Linked DNA regions of Homo sapiens: all the other regions are linked to region 3. The links are chromatin contacts, found by Hi-C or POLR2A ChIA-PET in ENCODE. All regions are on one chromosome and are shown on one strand. The core of a region is the stretch at or near the end of the contact, and the rest is flanking DNA. Distances in the headings are between cores, read along the strand shown.

Evidence for each region. Hi-C counts contacts between places; a loop is a spot of excess contacts on that map. ChIA-PET counts read pairs that join two places held with the same protein, here RNA polymerase II (POLR2A). Pooled maps may share reads with other maps.
Region 1: a pooled map shows a loop between it and region 3 (4-fold over the local background). The contact joins the enhancer-like site here to the promoter of LINC01186 in region 3. A Hi-C loop is called at or near these places in 11 of 50 pooled maps. POLR2A ChIA-PET finds 5 or more read pairs at or near these places in 2 of 52 experiments (Caco-2 and MCF 10A).
Region 2: a loop to region 3 is called in a map of endothelial cell of umbilical vein, with 7 times the contacts of the local background. The contact joins the enhancer-like site here to the promoter of LINC01186 in region 3. A Hi-C loop is called at or near these places in 2 of 168 maps with a recorded cell type or tissue (HCT116 and endothelial cell of umbilical vein), 1 of 37 single-sample maps with no recorded cell type and 8 of 50 pooled maps. POLR2A ChIA-PET finds 5 or more read pairs at or near these places in 1 of 52 experiments (PC-9).
Region 4: a map of ascending aorta shows a loop between it and region 3 (2.9-fold over the local background). The contact joins the enhancer-like site here to the promoter of LINC01186 in region 3. A Hi-C loop is called at or near these places in 1 of 168 maps with a recorded cell type or tissue (ascending aorta) and 10 of 50 pooled maps. POLR2A ChIA-PET finds 5 or more read pairs at or near these places in 1 of 52 experiments (activated naive CD4-positive, alpha-beta T cell).

Annotation. Positions count from the first base shown.
Region 1 is chrX:45,756,591-45,761,807 of GRCh38, forward strand. It overlaps MIR222HG (miR222/221 cluster host gene), which reads right to left. Exons shown (of 2, transcript NR_170290.1): 2 at 1-5,217. Among named protein-coding and RNA genes, the nearest start is that of MIR222HG, 11 kb to the right of the region's middle. Within about 2 kb of position 1,826, at least 12 of the 41 ENCODE cell types and tissues checked have a DNase peak (open chromatin) inside an H3K27ac peak, as active enhancers do.
Region 2 is chrX:45,711,910-45,717,153 of GRCh38, forward strand. No RefSeq gene overlaps it. Among named protein-coding and RNA genes, the nearest start is that of MIR221, 32 kb to the right of the region's middle. Within about 2 kb of position 3,167, at least 5 of the 41 ENCODE cell types and tissues checked have a DNase peak (open chromatin) inside an H3K27ac peak, as active enhancers do; they include HCT116 and endothelial cell of umbilical vein, where a contact is called at or near this core.
Region 3 is chrX:46,324,362-46,329,481 of GRCh38, forward strand. It overlaps LINC01186 (long intergenic non-protein coding RNA 1186), which reads right to left and starts at 3,313. Exons shown (of 2, transcript NR_110388.1): 1 at 3,190-3,313; 2 at 1,563-2,093. RefSeq lists an enhancer at 2,585-3,784.
Region 4 is chrX:45,618,356-45,623,569 of GRCh38, forward strand. No RefSeq gene overlaps it. Among named protein-coding and RNA genes, the nearest start is that of LINC01204, 120 kb to the left of the region's middle. Within about 2 kb of position 3,441, at least 4 of the 41 ENCODE cell types and tissues checked have a DNase peak (open chromatin) inside an H3K27ac peak, as active enhancers do.

The DNA of each region.
Region 1 (5,217 bases), core at 576-3,075, 570 kb before region 3:
ATTTATTTCTCCAACAATGATAGAATCTGAAAGTGGGGATTTTCATGTCTTATCTTTGCAATCTGAACACAGCAACTTTGGATGTCTTAGCCACATTGCACGGTAGACTGCTACAGTAAGTTTGTTTAAGTGCTAATGCTTAGAAGTCGGGCAGGCAGCTGGAACCACCATGCTGGAAAAGATACTTCCTGAACCACTTGTTCAAATGCTTTGTAAACAAAAGGGACTAAAGAGATCCCATTTATTATGTTCACTGTTTAACTTTGGTTTCTCATCTGTACTAGAAGGTCGTATTTCTGTCCTCAAACCATTAAAACTCTATCAGGTTCCCCCCTCCCCCCAAGAAATGCTGATTTTGCCAAATAAGGGCATTTTAAAGCCTTCCATCTACTATAACAATGATTTCTTATTTTAAGTTTTTTTTAAGAATTAAGGAATAACTGACATACGATAAACTGCACATATTCAAATTGTATAATTTGATAAGTTTTGACATATATACACCCATGAAACCATCAACACAAGACAGAAATTATCCACCAGCCCGGAAGTTTTCTCGGGCCTTTTTGTAACCCCTTTCTTGCCACCCCCATCTCCCCTACCCCAGGTAACCACTGATCTGCTTTCACATTTTCCAGAATTCTGTATACATGGAATCATATGATATGACTCTCATGGGTTAGGGTCATCCATGTTATTGAAGGTATCAATAGTTCATTCCTTCTTATTATTGAGTAGTATCCATCATACAGATACACCACAATTTGTTTATCCATTTACCTGTTGATAGACATTAGGATTGTTTCCAGCTTTTAGCTATTACTAATAAAACTACTATGCATATTCACGTACGAGTCTTCAGGTGAGCACATGCTTTCTTTTCTCTGGGAGTGAAACAGCTGAATCATATGATAGGTGTATGTTTGACATGTTTGTATCATTTTACATGAGAGTTCTAAATCCTACACATCCTTACCAACAGTTGGCATGGCTGGCTTCTTAAATTTTAGCCATTCAGATAGGTGTGTAGCAGTACCTCACTGTGGTTTTGACTTGTGTTTCACTAATGACATTGAAAAGATTTTTTCTTGTGCTTATCTGCCATTTGCGTATCTTCTGTGGTGAAGTGTCTGTTCAAATCGTTTACCCATTTTTAAATTTTGTTTTCTTATTATTGAAAATGCCATCAGTTTTAATGAGTGGAGCAAGACTGGTAACTGAGAACTGCAACAAAATTTTACAATTCATGATACCCAAGAGGATAAAAAAATTCACAAAGATTATTTTCCAAAACTTGTGTGGAGCGAAAATATTCTCCAAATGTTATGACAAATCTGAACTTCTTTTAAAGCTTGAAAAGGATTTAATGATATTTTATCAGTATTGCTGCTAAGTCTGCACAGGTTCAGACTATTAGTAAACCAAATAAGCATATTTCGATGTACTCTATCGGTACCCAAACCATCTTAACCTCTCCTTCGTGCATTAGTTCAATTACCCAAGCATCTATCCCTAAGCCACATTTCACACTTTGCACTAATTATACTCTAATCCCATAGATTCCATTTTACTAATTATTTCTTATGTCAAATTTGTGCCCACATTCAAAAGGTGATGAAGGCCAAAACCTCTATCGCATTTTTTTATGTCAACAGTAACAGATAAAATGTGATCTACAAGCATGAAGATGAATTCTCCTTTCCGATCCATAGAGAATGCTAGATTTGAGGGCACCTACAGGCTTTGAGGAAAAGCAGGCCCCATTCGGTTGTGTAGAGCCATCGGTTCGTAGCTCAATTGTTACAGTTGATGTGGGTTTCCTTTTAGATGTCTGGAAAATGACTCTGCTGACCACATCCACATTCTGAAATACTTTTTGAGAACTTGTAACCAAACTGCAGGAACTGACTCATTTTGCAGTGCCCAGCCACCACACAATTGTTCCAGAACAGACTCAAGTCAAAGGGAAAAATATGAAGGTCTTAGAACACAGACAGCAAGTTGTCTACTTATATGGGGGGACAACCGGGGGAAATCCCAGAGCACATGGGGCAAAACGGCTCAAGCCCCGGACCAATCTTAGAGGAAGGACCAAACAGAACTCACCACTTCGTGGACAACACATGTGTTTTCCTCAAAGCAAGGGGGTCAGAGGCTGGTAGAAAAAGAAACTTAATGTCTATCTCTTAGACACTAATCTACACTTAGAAAGTAGATTCAGTAGAGAAATGTCTGCAGAAGACTCGGGTTAGATGTTGTCTTGAAAGTCCATTCCTGAATTCCTTGTACTCCCAGCTCCTCTGAGATGGGATGCTCAGTAAGTCAGGAGTATGCCCCTTGTCTTACAGGAGATAAGCCAGCAGGGACAGCATGTCCAAGATGCTAGGCAGAACTGAGGCTGACACTTGAGCTTAGGACCAGAAATTCTCTGGCTCCCCTGGGGCTTCTGTACATCCTCTCCTGGTCCATTTTTACATCTTTCTCTTAATTCCCAATGTGTCTCACCCAAGGGGGTCAGTTTCCCCATGATGTCCCAAATCTTTCTCCCTCTCTCAATGCAGACTTCTTACCTAAGGGGAGGATGAAGAGGAGCAAACTAAGCTCTCCTCCACACAACACTCTATGTTCCCAAATTACTCATTTCTCTACCCCACAAGTGAAACTGATTTAGTCAGTCAGTTTCAGCCAAAGGCGGTGAGGAAATCCGGTCTTGTTGAACTAAACTATAAATGACAAAACCAATAATAACTCTTTTCTGCAGGTGGGTCCCTTGCTAAAAGAATATGAGGGTTAACCCAACCCAAATCTATCATTGACTAATAGAAAGGCTATGTGATAAGAATTAGGTATAGAGTCTCAGGCAGTATTTCAAGTAAGATAAACCTGGACGACACCTATAAAAGGCTATCAAGCCCCTTTCTAAGCCCTGTATGTTGTCGATATAATTACATATACATTTTATGTCTGTTCTCACCCGTGCAATGTCTCTTAACATGTAAACTCCCAGATGACAGAACTTGCCCATTTCCTTAGATTTAGTAAGGGGCATTTAGTATCCGAGTATAATAGTGAAGTAATGACAGGGGGCTGCAATCAAATTATGGCAATCAACTCTACCTTTAAGAAATTACAAAAATGTTTTTAACACAACTTTACAAGAGAAAAGGTACATAAAACAATTTTACCCTTCCCACCTGGCCAATTGCCTTTATTTTTCCACACTCTCTTTGTACCTCCAATAAAATAAGTACTGTATAACAAGACTTCTTAACCTGTACCAAACAGTAAGTTTTCATACAGAATTTTAAAAAGGAGCTTATCATCTGACTGAACATAAAACTAAGAATTATTTTAAAATGAAAGCACTTTAAACATGGATTTAAAATCCCTTCAGTTCAAAATTCTAAACTGCTTGTTACTGAGTGCAAAAATCAGCAAAGATATGCCTTATGGAAGATGAGTTTTTGGCAAATTTAAATCAAATCAAAACATTCCACAGTTAGACATTCAGGTACCCCACATCTCTCTGAGGAGTAGATGTGATAGGAAGAATTGCCCACTTTGCGCTTTTTAGCTGTAATTGTGCTTCAAATAGTTCAACTTTATCTATCTTTGCTAAGGTTTTCATAGCATAATAATTTAAATTACAAAAGTAGCATTTTACTGCAAGAAGGCCTTACACGGCTTGTAAACACTCCAGTTATGAGGCACAAGGGGCTCGACTCTCCGGGATCCCTACAATAAATCACATAGACTCTCAGAATACCATCTTCACTCTCTCTAGTTATCATTTCCTACCTTCCAAACAGCTTCTTACTGTGGCCAACAGAGTCCTACCTGATCTGCCATGATGTGTCTCTTGGACACACAAAGCCTGCTCCCGTCTCTACTGCAGTTACTTTTTTATTTTCTCTGCCTGGAATCCTCTTCCTCCAGACACTCCCACAGCTGATTCCTCACTGGCCTAATAACATCAAAGAGGCCTTCCTATTAGCCCTGGTTAACGTCGCTCTACCCCTGATCCCCAGGTACTCTCTCTCTGACACAGCTTTATTTTTCTCCGCAGTGTTTACTAACACCTGCCGTATACTTATGAGTTCCATCACCATCAGCCTACCCGCTCCATGTGAGCGGGGACTTTATTCACTGCTGTATTACCAGACCCAGAACTCTCTAAGGCACATGGTAGACATGGTAGATGTATAATATATTTTTGTAAAATGTACATTTCCCATGTGGTGTCTTAGTCTGTTGTGCTGCTATAAGCTTATGAAATTTAGTTGGCACCTGAGACAATTTTTGTTAACACCTTACCAAAACTCCAAACGCCTCAAGGGCCAGGTGGACAAGAGCTGTAGGAAAGTGATCACTCCCCCAGCAGTAAAAAAAGAAAGCAGGAAAAAGAACAGTTTCTCTATAATCTCCCTGCTACCCATGCATAGCAAATAAGGGAAGGTCTTTTGGAGTATGGATGTCAAACGGAATGGGGAGAAAGGTAGATATTCACTGTCATTATCAACCTAACTTGTCCTGAGGCCTCCTTATTGGTTTTAACACAGAGAGAGAGAAGAGCCTTGAAATACTGAGACATTCTTTTAGAGTGTGAGTGATTTTGTTTTTGTTTTTAAATCTACTTCAACATTTTCTTCCCTTGGGCCATATATACCCACTAATAATGTAGACTTCACATTTCATGCTGAAAGACAAAGCATTTTCATTGCCTTTGCTGGTATGGTCAAACTTGTTTCAGAAAATGCACAGGTATAGTTTGTGCCATTGAAGACAACTTGAAGAGTGATGTCTTTCAAAAACTATAGGAGGTGATATCAAGATTTAAATAACAAGTAAAGATAATGACTCTGTCTTAAGGAAGCGTATTCCTAACTGCAACATGGAGACGAGTAATATTTTTTGAAAGAATAGTAGTATAAATTCCAAAAGCCCTCCCCTATGTTCATTCCTCATTTTCTATATATTTACTTAGAGATATTTTCAAAAAGTCATAATAAATTTGATTGAGGGCATGGCAACACTTCTTACCTTTAAATTAATTAAAATTCTATTTTAAAATTATTTTTGAAGACATCTTTGTGATGGCCTTTGTTGTCTCTTAATGTTCTTTTATTATAAGCGTAGGCAGGTGAAGCAGCAGGAGTAGAGAAAGAACAAAGCAATCTGTAACTGGTTGTGATCATTAATTGTAAACGCTACTGCACT
Region 2 (5,244 bases), core at 1,917-4,416, 610 kb before region 3:
GGAGTTCAGATCAGAGATGCGTCTGGAAAAATTTGGAAGGCAGAGTTGCAGGGGAAGGTATTTTAGGGGGAAATTATTTGGGCAAACAGGGCCACCATGTGCAGTTGTGCAGGTTGTGCAGGCTATGCAATATACAACTATAGGGGTTGCCATTCACATCAAAATCTCTGTGTAGAAAACAATCTCTGTGGCCACTGGTGGCAACCCTGGGACAAAAGTCTAAGAGATATACAGTGCAAAGCCTCCGTGGACATAAGAAGTAGACTTGTTACCATGATGTAAGCCCTGAGAGGGCAGGGACTGAGCCTTATCTTTGGATCTTCAGAGCTTTGCAGTGTCTGGCACATATTAGGTATATGAGACATGTTTCCCAAATAAATGAACTCAATCTTGCCCAATCCCCACCAGCTGGTTGTATGAATGAGGGTGAGGTCACAGAATGGGGATAACTCAGATTTCTTTGACAACTCTGGATAATGTTGGGCCTCAGCACCAAAAGTGGCCCCCTCCCAAATCATTCTAGTTACTTCCAGGATCTTACAGAGAGTTTAATCTGTGTTTCCGTACTGTACTCTCTTTTTCTTCCATTCTGGTCTTTATCCAATGTTTTGAGAGGGACAGCACTTCAGTCATGCCCACTCTGCAGACCACCACCTTCTCTGTGAGTACAGTGTACCTTCCTAGGTGCTTTTCTCCGTGTCCGCAAAGCTGCTACAATGGAGACCATGATGGTGTCATGGTCCCTTCTGACCTCTGGGATTGAAGCCTTATTGATACTACAGAGAACTGTGGAGAATGGCCTTTTGCCCTCCATGGTCATACACATGGAAATGAGGCTGTGTCATGTTTCTCATGTCTGATACAGCCCTCCTTAAAACAATGTCTTCAGCTTCTTCCTGCCTCAACACTGAGCAAAAGATGAACACTATGCAGCTCTTTCTACCCTCCACCCCTATGTTTCTACTTTTGCAAAAGGAAACACAATGAAAAGCATGGGGCGTGTATGGGAACATGGAATATTTTAGTTTGGATGAAGCAAGAGGTATATACAAGTGAGAGTGGGCAAAAGCTGGCCCCAGTGGAGACTGAGTCAAACAGTGAGGATGGATGCATGCAAACCCATAAACACTAGTGGAAAATCATCTAAAAGCTATTTGAGGGGGAGCCACATTTTTAAGTATGAAGAAAAATATTATTATGACTGATGCTATGAACTTAGTGTGGCCCCACCAAAATCATACATTGAAGCCCTACTCCCCAGTGGGATGGTATTTGGAAGAGGGGTCTTTGGGAGGTAATTAGGTATTGGGGGGGGGTGGAGCCCTTGTGAATGGGATTAGTGCCCGTATAAGACGAGATATGAAATTGAGATCCCTCTCTTAACCATCTGAAGATACAATAAGAAGGTAGTCTTCTGCAACCCAGGAAGAGAGCCCTAACCAGAACCCATCCACGCTGGCACCCTGATATTGGACTTTCAGCCTTGAGAAGTGTGAGAAAGTAAGTGTTTGTTGTTTAAGCCACCCAGTCTGTGGTATTCTGTTATAGCAGTTCAAGTTGACTAAGACAGCTGGTTAAAGATATAACAAAAGTCTAAGCAGAATCGGACAGTGGAGTTACACAAACCTAGGTTTGGGTCTCAGTGACCTTGGTTAAATCATTTAACCTCAGGGACTCTTAGTTTCCTTATCTGTAAAATAGTCATACTACCCATCTCTCAGGTTCTTTTATAAGAATAGTGCTTATGAAATGCTTAGTACAAAACCTGGCACATAGTAAATATCCAATAAAATGGCCACCAAAAACTAGTGTATTGTAAGGCATTCTCACTTCTAAGGTAATGTTTCATCAGGCCGTATAATAAGTAAGCAAAACTGTAGATTAGGTAGTTTTTTTGGGCTCCTTGCATTCTCTTTTCCCAACCAATGGCCCAGAAATTAACTAGGGAGTCAATATGATCAATTAATCCACAGCCTGGTGGCAACACCTTTTTTTTCTTCCATAAATTCCAAAAAGTGGGAAAGTAGAGAATGACTGGTAGTAGAAGTTCAGGGATCAGTAGAGGTTTGGAACAAGGGTGGTGGTCTTTTGAGTGTGAGCTTCTTCTCCCTAACCCTTCATACCACATCCTTAAGGTGATTCGTTGTTCCACACAGTGAATTTTGGATACAAAAGACTCAAGGCTTTTACTCCATTGAGCATTCTGTGCATTTCAGTCAAAGGATTCATTGCAGAAGCCTCGCACTGGACATCTGTAGACATAACCTGTAGTTGCCCATCCACCATTGTTTTCAGGCACTCATTTCCCAGAAGACAGAAAGCCCCAACTTCCAGGACAGGCTCCACTTGCCAAGAATTTCTAAACTCTTTGAAGATCAGCTTCTACCTTATCAGGTACCTTCCAAATATTCTCAGATGGATGACAACAGTCTCTCCTCTCAGGGTTGTGTTTGCAAGTCTAGAAGTTTCTGAAGAATAGTAACTGAAGAGTTACTATTGCATATTTTCATTGCCATCAACAACTTCCAGTGATATAAAGAAGAAACTTTTAAAGCATGTGATGGCAAATCCTGACCATTTTGTAATCTGTGTTGTATTTAAGAATCATTCATTCCAGGTAGCACTAAATCAAGAAGTTTCTTCATGCTGTCTACTTCTATGAAAGACACAAAAACCACCAAATCTGGTCTCAGTCTGAAAACTAAGTGGCCATGCCACTGAATGTCTGACACTGGAATACAGGAATGGAACCATGCCATGTCTGAGGGATTTCCTGAATTAGGATTCTGGAAAACTGGGCTCTTCATTTTCTCTGCCTACATCTTGTAGCCTGGGGAAAGGGAGCTTCCTCACAATATATAACACTGTCTGCTCACCTTGGACCATCTTAGTCGAGGAAGGGAAGAACTTAATTAGAGCTTTGGACAGATTGACATTAACAAAGTTGTCCACCAATAATTCTCAAACATGTAGTCCTTATGAACGCAAATGTTGTAGCCAATATTTCTGATATTTCAGGAGATTGGGAAATGCCAGTGGGGTTCTACTGCCTGAGGCAGCGCTTCCTCTGAGGAAGCCCTCCGGAAGTGGCAAGTGTTTTCTTTTCCACTGCTTAAAGGTCACACCAAATCACTTCTTCCTCAAATAGATTTCACTTTCACAGGCTCATAAAATGGCCAAGTCAGAATGTGTCTTGCTTTATGAAGCCAGCTAAGGGTGTGAGGGTGACTCAGGCTTTCCCAAGTTCCCCTGCTTATTCAGTACCAGGAATATTTAAATCAGAGCTGGACTTAAAATAGCAACTCTTTGAAAAGGGCTCAGCATTGACTCCTGAGACTCTCTTTCAGATGCTCTTCTTACTTTTCTGTTCCAGTGGTCACTGCTTAGAAAGTCTGTAGACAATACATGCCTGTCTCTGATTTTTTCATTTTGACTGAAGAACATTACACTGTGTAAAATTCTAGAATTCATGACAGCTGATGAGAATACCTTAAAACCCTTTGCCTACTGAGAGAATATTACGGCAGACTTTTATCTCCTGCACTGGGATACTCAGAAATTGGCCTGCATGAGTATCTTTGCTTGATAGATATTTGAAGTACAAAATTCTTCATTAAAGTTTTTCAGAGAACAAGAATGTCATATTACTTTCTGCTCATTCTATGCACCATGATCAAACCAATTGTGATCATTCTAACCATGGCATTGTGCCATTGACTCTCAGACCTCTCTCGAGGTCCAATTTCCTGTTCTATCTCTCCACATGAGTGATCCATAAAAACTCTAAACTCAGTGGAACTAAAAGCTAATTCAAACCTATTCTGTCTTCTGTCTCCATCTCAGTTAATTACATGACATCTGCCAGTTCTCTCAAATTGAAAAACCTAGAGGCATTTATCCTTATGTCTCCCTCTCATTCATTCTCAACATACAACCAGTCACTGTACATTTCCAATTCTCTTGCAGAAATGTCTCTTGGATTAGTCTGCATCCTCCCTGTCTGAGTTCAGGGACTAGTATCCTTTCTTGGATGACTTCAGCAGCATCCTGTGGAGACTTCTTGCCACCTGCCTCCTCTAGAGAGCTCAAAAACCCACATCTGATTATGTCATTTCCATGCTATGAAACTTCAGGCTCTTGGGAGACACTGTTTTAGCACTCAGAGTTCTTAGGCTGGCTCCAACCACCTCTGTAGCCTAATTTCCTGCCGTGCCACCTTCCAGCCCCTTGACCCCAGACACAGTCAGCTTTTTACCCCTCCAGAAATAGGACTGACCTTTTCCCCACACTCACCTTGGCCTAGGTCTTTACCTCCCTCTCAAATACCTCTTCCTTCCCATCTCAACCTAGCCAAATGCTACTCACTCTTCAATACTCATTTCAAATGTTTTCTCCTGAGAGAAGCCTTCCTTAATCTGTGCCCCAGCCCTGCCCCAAGTTAATGACTCTGCCCTCCACAATGCTTCAGCATTTTATTCAGGCCTCTACAATAACAGAACTCCCACCCACCATATGTAAGTACATTGTAGGATGTTCCCTGTCTTACAATTCATTTTATCCCTGGCACTCAGTAACATTTGATAGATGGACTAGTAGATGGATAGATGGATGGGTTGAGTGATAAAGTTTAAATGTAGGAGAGTGGGCCAACATCAGAGAGAAGGCACTGTAAGAACGTGGAGAAAAGGGAAAAGAAATCAGAAATCATGTCTCCTCATTTATTCACTTCTAATTTTTTATTCAATTCATTCATTTTCCTTCAAACACAGTTATAATAAATATTGATCTTCTAAATATTCCCATGGCCCTGTATTTAAGAAGTTGAGAAGTTAAATTTACCTTCCAAATCTGCTTATTGAACTTATAAAAACATTTTCCTACAGTTTCTTAGTGGAAATTTTATTGCCCCTTAAGATTTTTATAGCAAACAATAGAACTATGAGCAACTTCCTCTTCTAGCCAAGATGGAATACCAGGGAGAAGATTTATCCTCCCGTCTTAAGCAACTAAAAAACTGGACAAAATATATGAAAAAAAAAAGTTTTCAAGACATTCGACATTAAGCAATAAAGACAATGATTCCTGAGAAACAGGAAACAAAGTAGTTAAGCCCTACACTTGCACCAGTTTACTGCCTGGAGGGAGTGTCCAGGTCATAGTGCAGGGACGGGGAACTCAGAGGGGGCCCAGAAGACTCCTTGAGTTGCAGAAATAGAGTTGAGAATCTGAAGGAGACCAAGGCAA
Region 3 (5,120 bases), core at 2,063-4,562:
CTGAGTCATGAGTTGGTGTCTCCAGTCTAGATGGGGCCATTGGATCATCTGAAATGCAAAAATCTGAAAAGACATCTCAAAAGGCCAATGTTAGGTTCTACAATAGTGATGTTATTTACAGGAGTAATTGCGGAAGTTGCAAACCTTGTGGCCTCCAGAATAATGGCCGGTAATCATTTATGCCTACATCTTAGTGGAATTCAGGCCCCAATCATCCTCCCAACCTGGTGGCCTTTCATTAGTTTTACAAAGACAGTTTAGTTTTGGGGAGGGCTATTATCATTTAAATTATAAATTTCTCCCAAAGTTAGCTTGGCCCATGCCTTGATCAAGGGCAATTTGGAGGTTAAAGGCAAGATAGAGTTGGTTGGATCAGACCTCTTTCACTGTCATAATTTTCTGACTGTTATAATTTTTGCAAAGGCAGTTTCAACTTCAGTTGCTGAAGCTTGCAAATAAAACTGATAAAAGGCAGATTAACAGAAAAAAAACAGATTTAAGTATGTGCATACGCACAGGAGTTCACAAAGAAATGTGACTCAAGGAAGCAGTTAGAATTTGGGGTTATATACTATCTTAGGCTAGACAAAAGCAAAGTGATCTGGGGCTTCTGGGGAGGAGATAAATTATAGGAAGGTGAATAGGAAATGTACAGGAAATAAGGGTCATTTAGTAAGGTTTGTTATGTGGATAAGAGACATCCTGGGTGCTAAGAGTTGCCTCCAGAGTAGTTTTCTTGCTGGTACAGGAGAGGGAGACACCTTTACAAATGGAAATTTGTAAATTTTCAAAAGGAAATTTATGTCCTACTTTTAGACAGAAAAGGGGAAGGCAGAGAGCTAATTGCTTTCAAATCAAAACAATCCTTATGCCAAAGTGGTATATTTTGGGGTGGCAGATTCTGGTCCCCTTCACTATCTCACTGTCTGTCTGGTGGATAAATACGTGTTGAGTGGCAGACTAACAGAAGAGTCTACATGTACCACAACCCCTCGTAGGTAAGAGCTTTCAGCTCAGTGGCAGCTGTGCCATGTCCATTTAACCAAGCTTGGCAGCAAGTCTTAAGGACTAGTCACAAAAAGAAAGTGCAAAGGGGCACAGCTTCTCTTTGGAGAGTGCCAAGATACCATCAATCTCTGCCCCAGCCCAGGGGAGGCTGGAAAAAGTGCCTCAAGCACTAAGGGGGCGGGGAGCAGGGGCAAAGTGGGTAATGAGTCAGAAAGGAATGTCTGTGAACCCACACCCGCATACCTGAGTGCCAATGTGAAGAAAACCCAGAGTAAATTCCTTTACACAGACTAGGGTCTCACATGCACTTCTGAGGGTAGTTTTTCCGTATAAGAATCTGCCCTGTGCTTTACAGAACAGTGAGTCACTTACTTGCTTTTGGATGGAACGCTGCAGAGTGTGCTGTCATTGTGATATCTTTTTTTCCCTCATGCATTCTCAGCATTGCCAGCCTTGGCTTTGCTCATTAGATAAATAATAGAGTAAAATTCATGCAGTGGCCCCACAATCACTACTCCAGGGAGAAATGGAGGCGGGGAGGGGAGATGGTGGTCCATAAAGACCTGGGCTAGTGAATTTGGTGTTTTTGTTTGTTGGTCTTTAAATAAATGAACTTAAAATAAGATTTTCCAAATTTGAAAATAGATGCCTTATAGAGTAGATTTCTTATGCAACAATATAAAAATAAGAAATTAAATCTGGGAACGAGACTTAATTCTCCAACATGATTTTGTTTTGAAGTTCAGCCTCTTCAATGAGATGCAGGTATGGGGGAAGGGCTCCATTTAAAGAGCCCAAATTCCTATCTGTTACTTCAGATATCAGGTCAGATTAGTACTTTTAGAAAGTTTAACAGACCCCTTTGATGCAACAGGAAAGAAAAACAAGCTCTCTAAGCAGGAAAATTCAGGACATCCTTTTTCTTAGTTTTACGTGATGCAGTGAGTCACTTAGAGACTCTCAGGAAAATAAGCCCAGGATGGCCATCAAGATTAGGGAACATACTGGCCCAAACAGCTGCAGAGCAAGTAGCTTCTCTGTCCCTGGTTCCCATCCTCCTAGTGTTTTCTCTTTAGGGCCAAGTGCTGTAAGAGAGAAAAGAACAAGATGACAAGGTCAAGACAGCCTCTTTGTAATCCTTCTCAAATCACCGAGAAACAAATCAACCACGATTGTATGCATTTTGATGTGACAGGGAAATAAAGTAAGGTAGAATATTGTGGAGGTTTGGGGGGCAACTTTGACCAAAGATTCTCAAGTTCATCTCACTCTCTTGGGTTAAAAAAGCATGTGAAGCCAGAAGTTTGAGACCAGCCTGACCAACATGGAGAAACCCCATCTCCACTAAAAATACAAAAATTAGCCGGGCGTGGTGGCACATGCCTGTAACCCCAGCTACTTGGGAGGCCAAGGCAAGAGAATTGCTTGAACCCGGGAGGCAGAGGTTGCAGTGAGCCGAGATCGCGCCACTGCACTCCAGCCTGGGTGACAGAGTGAAACATTGTCTCAAAAAAAAAAAAAATTCAGAAAGCAAAATTTCTTGCCCCTGTAAATTCACACTTCAATAGAAAACTATTGCCTGTAGTACGTGCTTTCAGGCGTTATCTGATTCTGATTCTACTGGAGCTATTTGCCACTCCCTAAGTTGTAGGTCACTGATAGATATGCAAATCCTGTCCTATCTGGTTCAATTGACTTCCTTCCCCCTGTGTGTGTGGCGGCGGGGGCGGGGTGGGGGGCAATAAACAGTTTGCTTCCATTTGCAATTCATCTCTAAATTCCTTTACTCCACATAAATTGGGGCTGTTTCTTTTTTAAACCAGTTATAACATCTGCCTGGCTCTCTCAGTTATGTAAGTAAAATAAAGTCTTTAACACATGTTCGTTTTTATATCTGTATAACGGTCACGATTTTACCTCTTTCTGGAAATTACCTTTTAACACCCTTGTGAGATTTCTTTCTTAGGTAGCAGCAGCAGGAGACCTGGTGGAGGACCTTCAGTCTAGAGAAGACCAGTACCAGGCCATCCGGTCTATAGGTAAAGAGCAGATGCCTCCCACAGAGCTGTGCTCCACAGAAGAAACAAAGGGGCTCTTCGAAAGGGACATGTCCCTTCTCCCACCTGCCTCCCTTCCAACCTCCCAAATTAACACCACCATCTAAAACAAGAATTTGGTCACCTTTCGGAAGGCATCTTTCCCGTTTTAGAAGGGGTTACTTCTGGATCCTCTCTCAACTTGCTGGTTTCCCACGCTCTCGACTTGCAGTTTCACCCAGTGGGCAGGGCTGGGTTTCTGTTAGCCTGGCTGCAACCTCCTGCGCCCTGCCAACACACAATGATCAGTGGCATTCCTGGAATTCCTGACATAGCAGAGAAGCCAGGCTTGGCCCTGCAAATGCCCTTGAACTGCAGTTCTGACCCCAGTGGGGCATTTTATCTTTTATTCACAGCCAGAGGTTAGGACCTATTTATGTAAATCCTCTGCCAAGGGTCGATTCATCTTGACCCCCTGGTTTTCATTTCTCTAATTGTCCCAGGTATTTTTTAGACCCCTTGGAAACTCTTCATTCAGTGAAAAACCTTGGGGTCAGTAAGAATGCGGTAACAAAGGAAAGGGGGTGGGGGCCTGGAAGAGTTGAGGAGGCTTCCTTTGAAGTGTTGTAAAGAAGCTTTCAGAGGCCACCCAGTTTACAAAGTAAAAACAGCAATGACCTCATGCACCCCATTTTATTCACGGAAAATAAGCTTTCTTGAAATGGTGTCTTCACCTAAGAAGTTTCTTAGAGCATGCATTGTTCAATTTTGTTTCCTAAAGCACACATTGTCCAATCTCAGTGGTGGTAAGGGGTTGGGGAAGGAGCTGTCAGAATTGCGGGCCTTTGGGCAGGTGGTGGCTCCTCAGACAATTGTTCCCACTTAATGGGCCCAGGATCCCTCCCAGATTTGCATTTTAAAAGGGGGCACTGCCTCCCCAATAGTGAGAAAATACTTGATCCCTGAGAATTGACCCAGGTGACAGAAATTTCAGGCCACATGGAAAGCCAGCAGGGGAGATACTTGGAGGTCAGCAGGGCTTTTGGAGGCCTTCAAATAATTCTTGATTGAGGGCCTTGTGCTCTAACCTCCAACTCACAGTAATAAAGGGAAGGAATTGCTTGGAAAACAGCCCAACTGTTTTACAACCCTAACAGCAAATTTTACTTTTTCACTAACTGAATTTTCATGTACGTTTTAAGCCAGTTGGATTTTTTTAATGCTCTATTTTCAATAGAAAGATGGGGGAAAAAAATCTTCTCTTAAAAAACTATTTTTCTTCATTTTCTGTCAACTTTTTATTACGAAAAACTTCAAACATGCAGAAAAGTTGAAAGAATAGCACAATGAAAACCCCTATACCCACCATTGAAATTTGACAAATGTTAACCTTCTGGTATATTTGCTTTATCTATATACACAGCTATATATACAGATTTGCTTCATGAATATATACTTTTTTTTTTGCTGATCTATTTAAAAGTAAATTAAATTAAAAGTGACATCATGACACTTCATCCCAAATACTTCAGCTTGCATCATTCTAATATAAGTTAATTCTCTTATATAACTATTGTACAATGATTACCTCTAAGAAAATCGACAGTAATTGCCTAATACCACCTAACTCTCAGAATACCCAGTCCACATTCAAATCTCCTCAACCTGTACTATGTCTTGTAGCAGTTTCTTAATTAAACCAAAATCCAATCACAATTCATACATTTGGTTTTTTTAGTCTTTTTGGAATAGTCCCTCTACTTTTTAAAAATGACATTGTGTTTTTGAAGAGACTTTGTAGAAAGCCCCACATTCTAGATTTGTCTGATCAATTGTGTGTGGTGGTGTTCTTGTTCTGCCCCACCAGATTTCCTGCAATGAGTTCAATTGTGTTTGTCCCCCAAAATTCATATGTTGAAGCCCTAACCGCCAGTACCTCAGAATGTGACTTTATTTGGAAATAGTCACTGTAGACATAATTGGTTAAGATGAGGTCATACCAGAGTAGGGTAATAGGGTGGGTCCCTAATCCAATATGACTAGTGTCCTTATAAAAAGGGGAAATTTGGAGATAGA
Region 4 (5,214 bases), core at 2,191-4,690, 710 kb before region 3:
GTCTCATTTTGGTATCAGAGTGATACTGGCCTCATGGAATAAGTTAGCCAGTGGCCCTCCTCTTCTATATTTTGGAAGACTGTGAAAAAATAGTATTAAATTGTCTTTACATGTTTGGTGGAATAAATTAGTAAAGCTATCTGGGAATGACCTTTTCTTTGTGGGAAGTTTTTAGATTACTAATTCAATCTCTTAAACATCTATTCAGATTTTCTGTTTATTCTTGAATCAGTGTTGATAGTTTGGGTCTTTCTAGGAATTCTTCCATTTCATCCATGCTATCTGATTTGTTGGCATACAGTTGCTCATAGTATTTCCTTATAATCCTTTTTATTTCTATAAAGTTGACAGTAATATCACCTCTTTCATCCTGTTTAGTAATTTGAGTCTTCTCTCTTTTTGTCTTGGTCAGTCTAGCTAAAGGTCTGTCCATTTTGTTAATCTTTTCTAAGACCCAACTTTTGCTTTTGTTGATTTCCTCCATTGGTTTTTTATTCTCTATTTTGTTAGTTTCTACTGTAATCTTTATTCTTTCATCTGCTTTCTTTGGATTTAATTTCTCTTTTTCTAGTTTCTAGAGGTAGAAAATTAGGTTATTGATTTGAGATCTTCTTTTCAATATAGGTGTTTAAAGCTACAAATTTATCTCTAATTACTGCTTTAACTGCATCCTACAAAATTTTGTATATTATGTATTCACTTTTCTTCATCTCAAAGTATTTTCTAATTTCATTTGTGAGTATCTCCACATTTTCTGCTATTCTAATTTCACTCCATTTTGGTCAGATAACATACTTTGTATGACTTTAATACTTTTAAATTTATGAAGGCTTGTTTTACAGCCTAGCATATGGATCTGTGCTGGAGAATGTTCCATGTGCAACAAAGGTGAAGCACTATTCATCAGAACAAGCTGTTTTACACAGTTTTCAGGGACATAATCCACTACTGATATAATAACTTTATGGAAGAGTTGGATTTTTCGTCTCAACATGTTCCATCTGGTCTCTGGAAGAATTATTTCAGGTTGAAGTGGAAACCTAGCAACTATCTGGTTAACATGATCAATTTAGACAGCAGGAGGTCTGGCTGACTTACAGAGCTTAGCATTTAGCAACAATGAAGAGCTTGGAGTCTAGGTTTTCTGCAAGGCTAAAAATAGTTTGTTAAGAGACATTTCAGGAAGTTAAATAGTCACTTCCCCGGGATTCTTCTCTTCAAAAATCAACAAAGCTAAAATCTCACATATCTTCTTATTTGACCATTGCTATTAACTATGCTGTAATGTCTTCCCACTATTATCCAATTTGTCATTTGCAAGACACAGAATAGAGCTGGAGGTGGTTCTTCCAGAAAGCATTGTGTCAGGAACTTACTAGTATCTCAAATAGTCACAGCTTCAAGGAGGTACATCAACCATACTGAAGGATTTTTTGAAACTATGTATTGTATAAAATAATATGAACTCCATGAATGAAACAGCATGAAATACAAACCACCTGATATGTGTGCCCGTCTGAGGACAGGTTACAAATACATTCTTGTCATTAATTTGTTCACTTTTAATTTAGTGTAAATGTATCTTTGACTAATGTAACTGTTTTAAAAAGAGCTTAAGTACCAATAAAAATCAAATATTTCAAAAATTCTCATTTATTTAAATAACCCAATAATATTGTGTTGCTTATATGTATATTTTGAGAAAAACATTTTTAAAACAAATTTTTAACAAGAGATACTAGAGATAAGTTAAATACATCAAAATATAAAATATAGTGCTTATTGTGTCTGTTTCTAGCAGTAACATTATGAAAAATGTATTATCTTAAAAAGACAAAGATTTTATATGTGAAGAGAAAATATCTGGGAAGATCTATAAGAAAATAGTAACAGTGTTGACTCTGGAAAGAGAATCCAGGGTTGGCAGGGAGACTTACTTCATATTTTATATATTCATTATATAATGGATTTTATAACATGTAATGCATTACTTTAACAAAAAAGAATAGTTGAAAGCCAGCAAGTAAAGCTAAGCTTCTGCCACTTTGTTAACCATTTCCCCTGGCCACAGGCAGAACTTGATAGGAATCTAATGCATAGAATTCACAGCAGTTTAGAATTGGGGACTTTAAAGATCATCTGTTGTATTACATTAACTATTTCCAAACTGGTGTTGAGTTTGCTCAGTTCACCTGCCAGTAAGTAAAACCACATTCCAGTAGAGCTAAAGAATATGGGCAGCTCTTGAAATTCACCTTAATGGAATTTGAGCTATAGTTGATGGTGTAGATTTCTGCTTTATTCCTTAGTGTCATAAATGCCAGGATCATTTCTTACAGAAATGGGTAGGATGAGTAGAATAGGTGTTTGCCGTGAGTCTTCCATCTCCTCCGTAAGTTCCAAACACATTCCATTACAGATTCAGATTTTTGAATGAAGGCACTGACATTTACTGAAATGCATAAGCTCTTGTGGGAAACAAGCAATGAAACTTAACCATGAAGAATTAAGTCTATTAATTATTTCCTGAAAGTTGGAAGCAAAAATATGGGGAAAAGGGGAGGAGAAATTGGGAACACCATGGAGAGGAAAGAGAATACTGAAGAAAGCTTGGTCCACTTTCTCTTCTGCCTTATTAGTGTGTAATAAGCTTTAGAAAGTGGGTTTTGGTGGTAACTTTAGCCCGTCTGAAGCTGGACAACACCAGCAATTTCCCCAAGTCCAGTACACACACACACACACACACACACACACACACACACACAGTTTCCTCATTAAGTCCTACTCATCATTGAGGACTTTAACAATTCTTAACTGCCCATGGCATACTGACTACAACATCTCTCATAGTCTTTATAGCACTATATTGTAATTATTATTTTTCTTCTCTTCTTCACCAACTCTTAAAATCTTTGTGGGCAGTGACTGTGTCTTCTATCACAGTATCTTCTAACACCACATCTGGCATATAGTAGGTGCACAGTAAATTTTTATTGAGTGAATGAATGAAGAAAATGAAGCCACTTAGCTGCATTTTAACACTAAAACCCTAAATTTTTCTCCAAAAAGAATATGAATTTTTAAAGAATTATGAACGTGTTCCCCTCCCAACAATGATTCTTACGAATTTTCCATGGCTATAGCTTGCGTGTGAGTCTTACAAACAGCATTTGGCAGCAGTGTCCTTCCATATTTTCCGGGAAGAAGGAATTCTAAGTGATACATATTCAAAGAATTCTCAGGTTTTTGCATGGGTATGAAGATTTGGAGTTGGTGGGGAGGAATGGTTGGAGGAATGGGTGATAGAGAAGAAAGGAGTGAGAAGGAATATAAAGGACCAGTCACTATGGGTGGGGAAACCCAGGGTAAGAGCTGACAGAGGTTGGCAGAACCTCCAGGGCAAGTTTACTTTAGGTTGGCTATTCCCATTTCAAGTGTACACACGCCTCTGGAACTCCCTAAAGCCATTTGGAGGGGAAAACCACACCTACAGCTTCTGAAATGAAAAGTACCTCCAGGCCTCCAGAAATTAGTCCCGTGGTCTTACTATTACTCACTTCCTAGAAAAGTCATAGCTGGTCTATCCTGACCTTCAGAGCCTGCAGGAGTACAAACTCATTTTCCGAAGAATGATGATTCAAGAAGAATTTAGAGAAATCACTCAGGAAAGCCTCAGAAACAAATCTTTTTTGTCTTTTACTTTACTAAAACCTTCATGAACATTTTTACTGGGACTTTCTTTGGCAAGTTCTGGGTGAATCAGCATGAAAAACAAAAGCAATGTTGAAATTTAAATCTGTAAAGGATGTCATTTCCATTTTCTAAAAACTGCTCAGAACTTGAATGCGAAGTAATGATACATGCTTTCCAGCTTCATGTGAAGTCATACTTATAACCTGCAGCTTGGCATCATCTCTAGTTTTAGTGGTACTATTATTACCTATAGTTCTTTATTTTCTTCAACAACTTCAGTCTTGTTTTCCACCCTGGCATCGGTAACAGTAGTTCACCTTTAGAGAAAATATATTTACATTACCTTTACGTGTGTATGCTTACTTAGCAAGCAGAAAGCCAGTTTTGAGAATACTCTGTCCATTATTTCCTCCTCCCTTATGCCAGACTCTTGAGATTTTAACATTTGAATTAAGGCAAGGTTCTTTCTTCCAGTCTGGTTATGTCTTTTCAGGCCAAGTGAGTATGGCCTATGGATTCAAGCCCTAGATTGTAGCAAGTAGAAACTTGTTGATAGTCCCTCCCTGAAATAACTGCCATCAACCAAAAGAAGCAGATAATCCACTTTTGTGCTTAGGGCAGCATGTTTTGTAGATGCCATGCTGCAGGCATACCTATGTGGGCTTGTGAGAAATGAGGAATCTGGCCTATGTGCTTCAGCATCTGCAAACAAGCAAGCTCACAGTTCATCCCAGTCCAGCTCTTCCATCAGAGGATGACACATGCACCATTATTTTAATAAAGTCCATGTGTTGTGAATGAGTCTCATTCATCAATTGTCCCCCCAAAAGTTTTATTTCTTGCAACCACTGCATTTCATCTTTCTCACAATGAATTCATATTATAGGTACTCACAGATGTATATATTGACCTACCAATTACTTCAAAAGAAAAAGAATGGAGAGGGATATAGCAAAGAGATATAATAGAGATAGATAGATAGATAGATAGATAGATAGATAGATATAGATAGAATGCTTAAGGAACCACTGAATCAGTAAATCAAGCAACAAATGTGGGTGTTACTGGCATGCGTAGAATGATGGATGGATATTCTAGGAGCCTACATTAGGAGGACACTAAAACTTTCACTTTTTTCATCCCCTGTCAAAGCTCTTGAGATGGTTAAATTTTTACTAACAGGATGTTTTCATTAAGAAGGAAAAAACCCCACATAAATGGTTGAAAGCTAACATCTAATCAAATCTAAGGATTTTCCCCCATTCTCTCATTTCTGGAGCAGATTGGTGCAATTTATTTTCCTGCCTTGGGCAGTTCAGCAGCAGCTGAGGTTGTAGTCACAACTTAGCAATGTGGCTCATGTGACTTATCCAAATAAGAGCACAATTAGCAAAATGTGTTCCCATAAATGGCAGTTTAAACACTAAACTCTGGAGAGAATCCAGATGAAATCTAACACAGAACAGCATGGGGAAAATGGTAAGTTCTGGTGAACTAAAATGCATTGGTCATGCCTTTGGC